2 separate regions of the Homo sapiens genome follow, and region 1 is linked to region 2. Evidence: chromatin contacts called from ENCODE Hi-C or POLR2A ChIA-PET data. All regions are on one chromosome and are shown on one strand. The core of a region is the stretch at or near the end of the contact, and the rest is flanking DNA. Distances in the headings are between cores, read along the strand shown.

Region 1 (6,012 bases), core at 3,469-5,968, 65 kb after region 2:
CCCGTCTCAGCCTCCCAAAGTGCTGGGATTACAGGTGTGAGCCATGACGCCTGGCCAAAGTCATGTATTTTATTCCATAATAGATGTACATGAGGGTAAAAATAACACTTGACTAATGTACAGGTTGAAATACAGAACATTTGCACCACCCCCATCTTTGAATACTATTTCATCCACCCTACTCCAATTCCAAGAGCAATGTCGTGGGTGTCTTAGCAATCAAGGATAGCACCTCCAGAACAAAAACGCTGTGAAAGTCAAAGAGAAGTTCTGTTTATACTAACAAAGGGCTGGAAATGTCTATTGGTTGTGGGTTGAATAAGTAAATTCCAAATGAACGTGACCACAGAAGAAACAGAGATTCAAAATGACCCCCAAGAAGTATTACTAAGGGAGAACGCCAAGAGCCAGGCGCAGTGGCTCACACCCGTAATCTCAGCACTTTAGGAGGCCGAGGCGGGTGGATCACCTGAGGTCAGGAGTTTGAGACCAGCCTGATCAACATGGGAAAACCCCATCTCTACTAAAAATACAAAAATTAGTCAGGTGTGGTGGTGTGTGACTGTAATCCCAGTTGCTCGGGAAGCTGAGGCAGGAGAATCGCTTGAACCCAGGAGGTGGAGGTTGCAGTGAGCCGAGATTGAGCCATTGCACTGCAGCCTGGTCAACAGAGACTCTGTCTCAAAAAAAAAAAAAAAAAAGTAAACAAGAGTGTCTCCTCTCCATAAACAAATTAACAGGAGAAACTCAGCCCCACTAAAACACACACAAATTTAGGAAATTGACAAAAACCTAAGAGCTGAGAAAATATGGGTTCTGGAGTCTCAGTGTTTGGCATCAAGTCATGGCTCCACTTTCTCCTCGCTGTGCGACTCCTGGAGGGGAACCTAGTGTGCCTGGTCCTCAGTTTCCCTGTCTGTAGAATGGGCTGGGAAAAACTATGCAGATTCTTGGAACCAGGGTGACACAAGCAAGGCACTGGCCTCTGGCATAAAAGTTAAGGCGTGCCAAAACCGTCTTCAAGATAAGTTATATATATAAATATATATGTATATATGGAGAGAGAGAGACAGAGACAGAGAGACAGAGAGAGACAGAGTCTTACTCTGTGGCCCAGGCTGGAGTGCAGTGGTACAGTCTCAGCTCACTGCAGCCTCTGCCTCGCGGTTTCAAGCAATTCTCCTGCCTCTGCCTCCCAAGTAGCTGGGATTACAGCCACCCACCACCATGCCCAGCTAATTATTATATTTTTAGTAGAGACAGGGTTTCACCATGTTGGCGAGGCTGGTCTCTAACTCCTGACCTCAAGTGATCCGTCCTCCCAAAGTACTGGGATTACAGGTGTTGATCAAACTGTTCTTGATACAATCAGGTAATTCCAGAAAAATTGTCCCCTTGGGGCCTGCTTGTTAGTTGGCTGGTTTGTTTGAAAGAGGATCTCGCTCAGCTGCATGGGCTGGAGTGCAGTAGCAAGTCACAGCTCACTGCAGCCTCGACTTCCTGGGCTTAAGCGATTCTCCCACCTCAGCCTCCCATGTAGCTGCGACTACAGGTGCATGTCACCATGCCCAGCTAATTTTTATATTTGTAGTAGAAATAGGCTCTTTCTGTATTGCCCAGGCTGGTTTTGAACTCCTGGCCTCGAGAATTCCTCCCACCTTGGCCTCTCTAAGCACCAAGATGACAGGTGCGAGGGAGGCACTGCGCTGTCTTATTTAGCAATAAGCTACATTCCATTTTCAGGAGGTGACGCTGTCATCCCACTGCCAGTACAATCCAGGTAAGGATTTCACTCCATCCTCTGTGTTTTCCAAAGGAGCCGGTATTTGAAAAGGACGTGCATTCCACCAAGCATTCTTAACGACCTGGGCCTTTGGGGTCAGGTAAGTTCCAGATTTTATTATTAGTAACAAATTAAATTGACTAACAACAAAAGAAAAGTGCACCATCAATGACCCCTCAGGAACCAAAACATGCACAATCCCATTGACACAGGGACAGAGTAAACTGCTCAACAGCTGACTCTACTCCCACAGACTGAAAGCTGCAGGGTCAGGGCCGGCAGCCGCGGAGAAGGAAGCTGTCCCCGTCAACACGGTCTGGAACAATCCACAACGCTTATCAGGGGAGATACCACAGGCAAGAGGGAACGAAAACACTTCTTCTGCCAAATAGAGCTTTGGAGGGAATATCGGTTTGTCTGGGGCAGGACTGGGTCACGGGCTACACGCCTTCTCCTTGTATTCTCACGAATTCAACACCTGGTAATGCCGGGGCCGTTTCCCAAGTCACAGACTCAGACTCTGGGGTGGATAATTCCCCCATCACTGTTATCTTAAAGTAGGGTTTCTCAGCCTCAGGACTGGTGGTATTCAGAGTCGGATCTTCATCTGGGGAGGGGCCGTCTTGTACATTGCAGGGTGCTGAGCAGTATCCCTGGCCTCCACCCACTCCATGTCAGGAGCATCTCCCCCCACCCCGACGTGTGACAACCACAGATGTCCCCAGAAATATCCAGACCCACCCTAGGGTGAGAACCACTTGGTGAGCGAGACTCTTGCCAGAGCCAGAGGGAAATCATCAAAGCCGATGGGGCTGAAATGGTTAAGTTGGTCCATCTGTCTGTCTGTTCATCAGGCCCTGATTTATAGCTTTGGGGGCTCCAGCACCCCATTCCCCTGGCTTCCCCACAGTCACACTGCCATTCCCCATCATCCCCGGGACCCAAGCCCTGCGATTCCCGCTCAGCTCCCACCTAGCAGACACATGTTGAATCGAATGCCCATTCATCTGTCCAAGATTTGCTGAGGGTCTGCCATGTTTTGGAGGCGCTTCAATAGCGACAAGACATCGTGGACCTTGACCTCATGGTGCTTCCAGTCTAGCAGGCAGGCAGGCAGAATCAGAGAGAAAATTTTTCTTTAAATTTATTTTTGGGTTTTTTTGAGATGGAGTTTCACTCTTGTTGCCCAGGCTGGAGTGCAATGGCATGATCTCGGCTCACTGCAAGCTCTACCTCCCGGGTTCAAGCGATTCTCCTGCCTCAGCCTCCCAAGTAGTTGGGACTACAGGCACCCACCCCCACGTCCTGCTAATTTTTTGTATTTTTAGTAAAGACGGGGCTTCACCATGTTGGCCAGGCTGGTCTCGAACTCCTGACCTCAGGTGATCCACCAACCTCAGCCTCCCAAAGTGCTGGGATTACAGGTGTGAGCTACTGTGTCCAGCCAGAGAGAAAGTTCCATCTGCTTCTGTACCACCCTCTAGCAGCCCTCTCCAGCCCCGCCCCCTCAGTGAATTCCTACAGCACACAAGGATCCCAGGCCAGCAATTAGAGTCCTTTTTCAGCTCTGTTTAAAATGTGAGGCTTAGAATAACAGTGAAGATGCTTTAAACCACTACAGGGGGCCGGGCGCGGTGGCTCACGCCTGTAATCCCAGCACTTTGGGAGGCCGAAGTGGGCGGATCACGAGGTCAGGAGATCGAGACCATCCTGGCTAACACGGTGAAACCCTGTCTCTACTAAAAATACAAAAATTAGCTGGGCGTGGTGGAGCACGTCTGTAGTCCCAGCTACTTGGCAGGCTGAGGCAGGAGAATCGCTTGAACCCGGGAGGCGGAGGTTGCAGTGAGCCAAGATCGCACCATTGCACTCCAGCCTGGGCTACAGAGCGACTCCATCTCAAAAAAAAAAAAAAAAAACAAACAAAAAACCCTACAGGGCACTGCAGGAACCCACCCTCCATAAAGTATGCAAAGAATTATTATGCAGCATTCACTTCCCCTTTGCTTCTCTCCCCCAAGGAATGCTCAAGATAAATTCTCTCTTGCAGGTCCTTTATTTATCAAGCCAAACAGCATCTCAGAGGGATAATTTATGCAACAAAGGTTGCAAATCATTTGCACATCTTCAAAGTATTATTGTCCATAGCCCAGTGCATGAGCGCCTCTAATTGTCTACAAAGAAAAGCAACACCTTCAACAACTCACGTCCAGCAGAGAAAGACTTCAGACAGGAAAAGTCAAATCACAAGTTAAAAAGTCAGAACTGGCTGGGCACAGTGGCTCACGCCTGTCATCCCAGCCCTTTGGGAGGCTGAGGCTGGTGAGTCACGAAGTCAGGAGTTCGAGACCAGCCTGACCAACATGGTGAAACCCCATCTCTAGTAAAGATACAAAAAATTAGCCAGGCGTGGTGGTGCACGCCTGCAATCTCAGCTACGCGGGAGGGCTGAGGCAGGAGAATCGCTTGAACCCGGGAGGCAGAGGTTTCAGTGAGCAGAGATTGTGCCATTGCACTCCAGGCTAGGTGACAGGGCAAGACTTTGTCTCAAAAAAAAAAAGGAAATGGGATACAGACACTTTAACTTCCCAAAACCCAGACAGGTTGGCTGTTAGCAACCTGGGCGAGAAGTCTATGAACCAGCTTCACAATAAATGCCTTTTAAGGATGGCTATGTGATGAAGGTGTTTTCTCTTTGTGATTAAACGCCTTACTCATCTGAAGGGGGAAATTCCATTTAAGAAGTGAACCAGGTATGAGAAGAGACATTTTCCCCAGAGGGAGGCAATGACCTCTTTCCTCCCTGGGGCTCGGAACTTGTTTCTTCACACGTCCTCCCAGAACTCTAGTTCTTATTCCCCCCTGTGCTGGCCCTCCATAAACATTTGCTGAACAAATAAACCCATGATGGAAGGCAAGAGAAACTTCAAGACAAGACGGCTAGGCCGCCGACTGCCTAACTGGAGGGAACCAGATGTTAGCATTAAAGTTAAAAGTTAAAAGCCTTCCCAAGGTCACCAAGCGAGGTCTCTCTAACCTGGCCTGAGGTCCTCATTCTTCTCTACCCTGTTTACCCAGGATGGAAAAATGACATTCTCTGCTGGTGGGCTGGTTGTCCACGTGAGAGATTTCAACACAGCGTTTGGAGGTTTTAAACCTCTATCATCGCTGCAGCCCAAGGAACAAAATCAGGGGCCAGGTATGCATTAGGGGATTTGCAAATGCTGTCTTATTTCATCCACTCAATGACCATAGAGGAAGATATGATGATGACTTATCCCTCTTTTTATAGATGAGGAAACAGAGATGTTCAGTAGTTCCAAAGTTCCTTCCCTTCCCTTTTTTTCTTCCCTCCCTCCCTCCTCCCTCCCCTCCCTCCCTTTCCTTCCTTCCCTCCCTCCTTCCTTCCTTCTTCCCTCCGTCCCCACCTCCTTCCTTCCTTCCTTGTTCCCTCCCTTTTTTTTCCTTCCTTCCTTCCCCTCTCCCTCCCTCCTTTCTTCCTTCCTTCTTCCCTGTCTTCCCAGCTTCTTTCTTTCTTCAGGGTCTGCTTCTGTTGCCCAGGCTGGAGTGCAGTGGTGCAATCATAGCTCACTACAGCCTCGACCCCTGGGCTCAATGGATCTTCCTGCCTCAGCCTCCCGAGTAGCTGGGGCTACAGGCACACGCCACTGTGCCTGGCTAAATTTTTATTTTTTGTAGACAAAGGTCATACAGCAAAGAAGTGGAAGAACTAGGATTCGAACCCAGGACCATGGGCTCTGAGTCTGTGCTTGTTCATGGAAGCACCAGCCAGTTCAGACACTCCCAGGCCTTGCCCAGATGGTCAAATGCTTCAAACAAGGACACCAGGGAAGGTCACTGTTCCTCGTATTTATGCCCCTTGTGTCACTGTCTATATCTGGGGTTAAGAATCACTCCAAAAACACCACAATGATCTCCCAGACTCTCAATTCCAGCAGAGCAGACAGCCGTCCCCACCACCACCCCCTCCACCCACTCAGTCCTCTCTCGGTTCCACTTCAGGATGACTCGAAAGACAGAAAAAGACTCAAAGCAAAATGCCTAAAGCTTGGAAACGCCAGCAGCCCCTGAAAACTACCGAGCTTCCTTTTCCTGTATTTATTTATTTATTTATTTATTTTTTTGAGATGGAGTCTTGCTCTGTCACCCAGGCTGGAGTGCAGTGGCATGATCTTGGCTCACTGCAACCTTCGCCTCCCGGGTTCAAG
Region 2 (6,000 bases), core at 353-2,852:
TGTAGAATGGAAAAGAAAACAGCTCCACCACTTATCAAGCCAAAGATATGTCCGTATTAGCAAGATTCAGATAATTTCTATACAGGCACAAATGGGTCTCGTGAAAATAACCAAGACGTTGGTGCTTCATGAGTAACTACTGAGAAATTGGTATCTCAACAACCAGAGATGTAAAATGGGCTCATCAAACAGGCCAAATGAGTTTATATACCAAAAAGATTATAACCAAAAAGACCATGAAGTGGCAAAAGACAAAGCATCAACTGATTTTTTTTTTTGAGACAGAGTCTTGCTCTGTTGCCCAGGCTGGAGTGCAGTGGTGTGATCTTGGCTCACTGTAACTTCCAATTTCTGGGTTCAAGCGATTCTCCTGCCTCAGCCTCCCAAGTAGCTGGGATTACAGGCGTGCATCATCATGCCCGGCTAATTTTTGTATTTTTAGTAGAGACGGGGTTTCGCCATGTTGCCCAGGCTGGTTTCAAACTCTTGACCTCAGGTGATCTGCCTGCCTGGGCCTCCCAAAGTGCTGGGATTACAGGCATCAGGCATGAGCCACAGCACCTGGCCTAGGCAGCATTTTATTATCCAGCAATCCCACACTAACCTGGTCATCTCAACCAAGGGTCCTTCTGACCCCATCACCCAGGGGGATATTTAGCAATGTCTGAAGATATTTTTGGTTATTACTACTTTAGGGGGAAGACACACTACTGGCATCAGATGAGTGGAAGCCAGGGATGCTTCTCAGTGTTGTTGGACAGTGCCCTAGAATAATCTGACCCCAAATATTATTTATTATTATTATTAGTATTATGTATTTATTCTTTTTTTTTTTTTTTTTTGAGACAGAGTCTCGCTCTGTCACCCAGGCTGGAATGCAGTGGCGAGATCTCGGCTCACCGCAACCTCCGCCTCCAGAAATCAAGTGATTCTCCTGCCTCGGCCTCCCAAGTAGCTGGGACTACAGGCGTGTGTCACCATGCCCGGCTAATTTTTATATTTCTTGTAGTAACGGGGTTTCACCATCTTGGTCAGGCTGGTCTCGAACTCCTGGCCTCAAGTGATTGCCCCGCCTGGGCCTCTCAAAGTGTTGGGATTACAGGCGTGAGCTACCAAGTCCAGCTGTGGCCCCAAATATTATTTTATTTTTATTTTTTTTGAGACGGAGTCTCGCTCTGTGGCCCAGGCTGGAGTGCAGTGGCACGATCTTGGCTCACTGCAAGCTCCGCGTCCCAGGTTCACGCCATTCTCCTGCCTCAGCCTCCCGAGTAGCTGGGACTACAGGCGTGTGTCACCACGCCCGGCTAATTTTTATGTTTCTTGTAGTAACGGGGTTTCACCATCTTGGTCAGGCTGGTCTCGAACTCCTGGCCTCAAGTGATTGCCCCGCCTGGGGTAGCTGCGTCACCACGCCCAGCTAATTTCTTGTATTTTTAGTAGTGACGGGGTTTCACCGTGTTAGCCAGGATGGTCTCGATCTTCTGATCTCATGATCCGCCCGCCTCGGCCTCCCAAAGTGCTGGGATTACAGGCGTGAGCCACCCGAATATTATTAATAGCAGGACTGAGATTGAGATCTGCTTTGGACCAAGCCCGTACATTTTTAGACCCTTCTTGGCTACAGTTAGTATTGCAAATGGCCACTAGAGGGCAGATCAGGCCACACAGGTGCCTGGGAAAAAATAAATAAATAAACACTCTGCTAAAGGAAGAAAATCTCTCCAAGTGGTCCCAACTTGCCTCTTTAGTCTCACCTCCTGTTCCTCCCAAAAGCCACGACAGGTAAACATCTCCTTGCCTTTCTCCCAAGTTCTCCAAGCTTTTTCTCTCTCCCAGGACCATACTGCTTCATTCTCTTAAGACTCAAGTTGAAAAGAAACGTCCCTGGCCAGGGGCGGTGGCTCACGCCTGTAATTCCAGCACTTTGGGAGGCCGAGGCGGGCGGATCGCCTGAGGTCGGGAGATCGAGACCAGCCTGACCAACATGGAGAAACCCTGTCTCTACTAAAAGTACAAAAATTAGCCGGGCGTGGTGGCGCATGCCTGTAATCCCAGCTACTCAGGAGGCTGAGGCAGGAGAATTGCTTGAACCCGGGAGGTGGAGGTTGTGGAGAGCCGAGATCGCACCACTGCACTCTAGCCTGGGCAACAAGAGTGAAATTCCATCCAAAAAAAAAAGAAGAAGGAAAGAAGGAAGGGAGGGAGGGACGGACGGAGGGAGAGAGGGAGGGAATAAAGAAAAGAAAAGAAAGAAGGAAAGAAAGAAAGAAGGAAAAAAAGAAAGAAGGAAGGAAGGAAGGAAGGAAGGAAGGAAGGAAGGAAGGAAGGAAGGAAGAGATCCCTGACTCTCCTCCGTGGAATTCAGTGAGCGACACGGTGTTCTTTTGTTCATACCCTGTCGCCCTTTCATGAAAATATTCTGTTTCCAGATCAACCTCCATTCATGGTGTAGGAGCTGCTGGGTCGGGGCACCCAGCCGCGGGGAGCTCAGACTCCGGGGACCCCCACCCACCTCTGCAAATGCACGCGGGAGGTGCAGAGATGTTTAGTGAGCAAACAGTGGCTGCAAACAGAAGGCAGGGAGGGGGTACCCAGGAAGCACTCCCATGATTCTATGTTTTAGCAAGAGTGTGTTAGTGAAGGTTTCTCCCCACATTCATGCCCAGATTTCATTTCAGAGTGAAGGCATTGGATTTCTGAATTGGTGAAGCATCTGCTCTCCAGCACAGCTGCCCGCCGCATGCAAAAAGCCACAGAAACCCCTGGGTTCTCCGAGGCATCTGCCTGGCACGCCGCCGGCCCTGCGCGGAGCAGGCACCAGGGGTCGCACAGGTGAGTCATACCTAGGGTCCTCGGCACCAGTGCCTGAAGAGGTTTTTCTGTGGAAACAAAACCAACGCCTTTGAGGACAGAGGGAACTTCATTAGACAGACCACTGGGCTCTGACACTTGGAGGCCACATGTGTCCGAGTAAGGGCACCCTGGCTTTGACCCTGGACCACTCGCTCCCATCACTTGCTAGACGGAGTGAGCTACATCTTCCCCAGCAGGTGCAGGGGTCCAGCAAGGGAAGGGGAAGAAATCAGAGAAAATTCTCCCCAGAGACGGCCTGCTGAGGTGGCCCTGGGATGTCAAACGTGACTACATGTGGACATCACAACTGACTCAGCCACTTCTCCAAGTCTGGCAGAATTTTTCTTTTCTTTCCCTTCTTTCTTCTTTCTCTCTCTCTTTCTGGTTTCTTTCCTCTTTCTCCTTTTCTTTTCTCTTTCTCTTTTCTCTCTCCCTCTCTCTCCTTCCTTCCTTCTTTCCTCTTTTACTTTCTTTCTCTCTTTTTCCCTCTTTCCTTCCTTCATTTGCTTTCTTTCTCTTTCCTTCCTTCTTTTTTTCATTTTCTTTCTCTTTCTTTTCTTTCTTTTCCTTTTTTCCTTCCTTCCTTCCCTCCTCTCTCCCTCCCTTGCCCCCTTCCTTTCTCTGTCCTTTCTTTCTCTCTTTCCTTTCTTTCTTTCTCTTTCTTTCTTTCTTTCTTTCTTTCTTTCTTTCTTTCTTTCTTTCTTTTTCTTTCTCTCTTCCTTCCTTCCTCTTTCCCTCCCTCCCTCCATTCCTTTCTTTCTTTCTTTTTTTCCCTTCCTTCCTTTTTGAGACAGGGTCTTGCTCTGTTGCCCAGGCTGGAGTGCAATGGTGCCATCATAGCTCACAGCAGCCTCCAACTCCTGTGCTCCAGCAATTCTCCCGCCTCAGCCTCCGGAGTAGCTGGGACTACAAGGCATGCACCAACATGTCTGGCTATTTTTTTTTTTTTTTTCCTTTTTTAGTAGAGATAGGGTCTCACTCTGTTGCTCAGGCTGGTCTCCACCTTTGGCCTCAACTGATTCTCCCACTTCGGCCTCCCAAAGTGCTGGGATTACACGAGTGAGCCACTGTGCCTAGCCAACATTTTGTTTGTAACAGGTGAAACAGTAACCACTTTGAAGCCTTGGCTGTCCCCCTGAACATTCTTTTGGACTCAGGGTCATAGGGGAAACATGCAACAAAAAAAGAAAAAGAAAAGAAAAAAAAAAAAGAGGATTCTTACACACTGGTGGTTCTGGGAGAAAAGTCTGCTCGGATGAATAGCATTGGTAAACATCTGAACAGATACTTTTAATTTTTTTTTAGAGACAGGGTCTCACTCTGTCACCCAGGCTGGAGCGCAGTGGCGCCATCATCGCTTATCGTAGCCTCCATCTCCTGGCCTCTTGTGATCCTTCTTTCTCAGCCTCCCCATGGGCTAGGAGTTCAGACATGCATTACCATGCCTGACTAATTTTTAAACTGTTTTTTTTTTTTTTTGGTAGCGATGGGGTCTCATTATGTTGCCCAGGCTGGCCTCAAGCAACCCTACCACCTCGGCTTCCCAACTAGCTGGGACCACAGGCTTACACCACTGCGCTCAGCTAAAGCCTCAATAATCACGGCCAGGCACGGTGGCTCACACCTATAATCCCAGCACTCTGGGAGGCCGAGGCAGGCAGATCACCTGAGGTCAGGGGTTAGAGACCAGCCTAGCCAACATGGCAAAACCCCGTCTCTACTAAAAATATAAAAATTAGCTGGGCGTGGTGCTGCGCACCTGTAGTCCCAGCTACTTGGGAGGCTGAGGCACAAGAATCACTCGAACCCGGAAAGGGTGAGCTGAAATCGCACCACCGCACTCCAGCCTGGACGATAGAGTGAGACTCTGTCAAAAAAAAAAAAAAAAGAGAGAGAGAGAAAAAAAAAAATGTTAATCGTCTAACGGAGTTTGTTTTGGAACTCACGTGGAGACCAGCTCAGGAGAGGTAAGAAAGGCAAATGCTGAGTTTTGTCCATTTTTCCCCTTTTGTGCGATTATTTGCTCTTCCTGATAAAATTCCCCTCGAAATTTCGAAACTGCAAGATCTCTTCCTCCACCCAGGAAAGGGCTCCATTCAGACTCCACCCACCCTTCTGCCGTCTCTGGGTCCCACTACCTCTCGGTCCCTAAGTAATGACCTTCCACCAACACCAAGCCAATTGGCACCCACTAAGAGAGCCCAGCGCCAAGTCCTGACCTGGGGACGAAAACCACGTTGTGCAGGTAATCCTCAAACGTCTTCCTAAACGAGGACTCCTCCAGCTCCTTCAGGATCTGAGAGTCTGTCTTTGGACAGGAGCAGCATTCGCCGGCCGAATCCTCATACTCACTCTGGTTGTGCTTCTGAGAATCTTCAGACTCGAATGGTGGAGACCAGGTCCTCGAGGGCAGCTTCAGCCCTGGAGAAAGAAACAGAAAAGGGGGGCTCAAGTCTCTGCGGCTGAACACACATACACACACACACACACCCCACACACACACACACCACACACACACACCACACACACACACACCACACACCCCCCCACACACACACACCACACACATCACACAACACACCACACATACACACACCACAAACACACAACCACACACACACACCACACACCACACACACCACACAACACACCACACATACACACACCACAAACACACAACCACACACACACCACACACACCACACACCACACACACGCACCACACACACACCATACACGCACCACACACACACTACATGCACACCTCACACACCACACCACACACCGCACACACACCACACAAATCACACACACACCACACACACCCACGCCACACACCACAGACCACACACCACACACCCCACACACACCATACACGCACCACACACACACCACATACACACTTCACACACACCACACACCACACAAATCACACACACCACCACACCCACGCCACACACCACACACACACCACACACGCACCACACACACACACAGTGAAGGGGGCCTTCTCAGAGAGGCTGAGCTGAGACAGAGCCTAGATTTGAGCTCCGCTTTGGAAAAAAGCCAGACACTATGGTTCACGCCTGTGGTCCCAGCTACTTGGGAGGCTCAGGTGAGAGGATCGCTTGAGCCCAGGAGTTCGAG

The links. Hi-C counts contacts between places; a loop is a spot of excess contacts on that map. ChIA-PET counts read pairs that join two places held with the same protein, here RNA polymerase II (POLR2A). Pooled maps may share reads with other maps.
Region 1: a loop to region 2 is called in a pooled map, with 4 times the contacts of the local background. The contact joins two enhancer-like sites. A Hi-C loop is called at or near these places in 1 of 37 single-sample maps with no recorded cell type and 5 of 50 pooled maps. POLR2A ChIA-PET finds 5 or more read pairs at or near these places in 6 of 52 experiments (CD4-positive, alpha-beta T cell, GM12878, Panc1 and 3 more).

Annotation. Positions count from the first base shown.
Region 1 is chr19:7,209,658-7,215,669 of GRCh38, forward strand. All of the region lies in intron 2 of INSR (insulin receptor), which reads right to left. Among named protein-coding and RNA genes, the nearest start is that of INSR, 82 kb to the right of the region's middle. RefSeq lists enhancers at 2,909-3,455, 3,456-4,001. Within about 2 kb of position 4,719, at least 2 of the 41 ENCODE cell types and tissues checked have a DNase peak (open chromatin) inside an H3K27ac peak, as active enhancers do.
Region 2 is chr19:7,147,654-7,153,653 of GRCh38, forward strand. It overlaps INSR (insulin receptor), which reads right to left. Exons shown (of 22, transcript NM_000208.4): 10 at 5,073-5,274; 11 at 2,844-2,879. Among named protein-coding and RNA genes, the nearest start is that of ZNF557, 81 kb to the left of the region's middle. Within about 2 kb of position 1,603, at least 2 of the 41 ENCODE cell types and tissues checked have a DNase peak (open chromatin) inside an H3K27ac peak, as active enhancers do.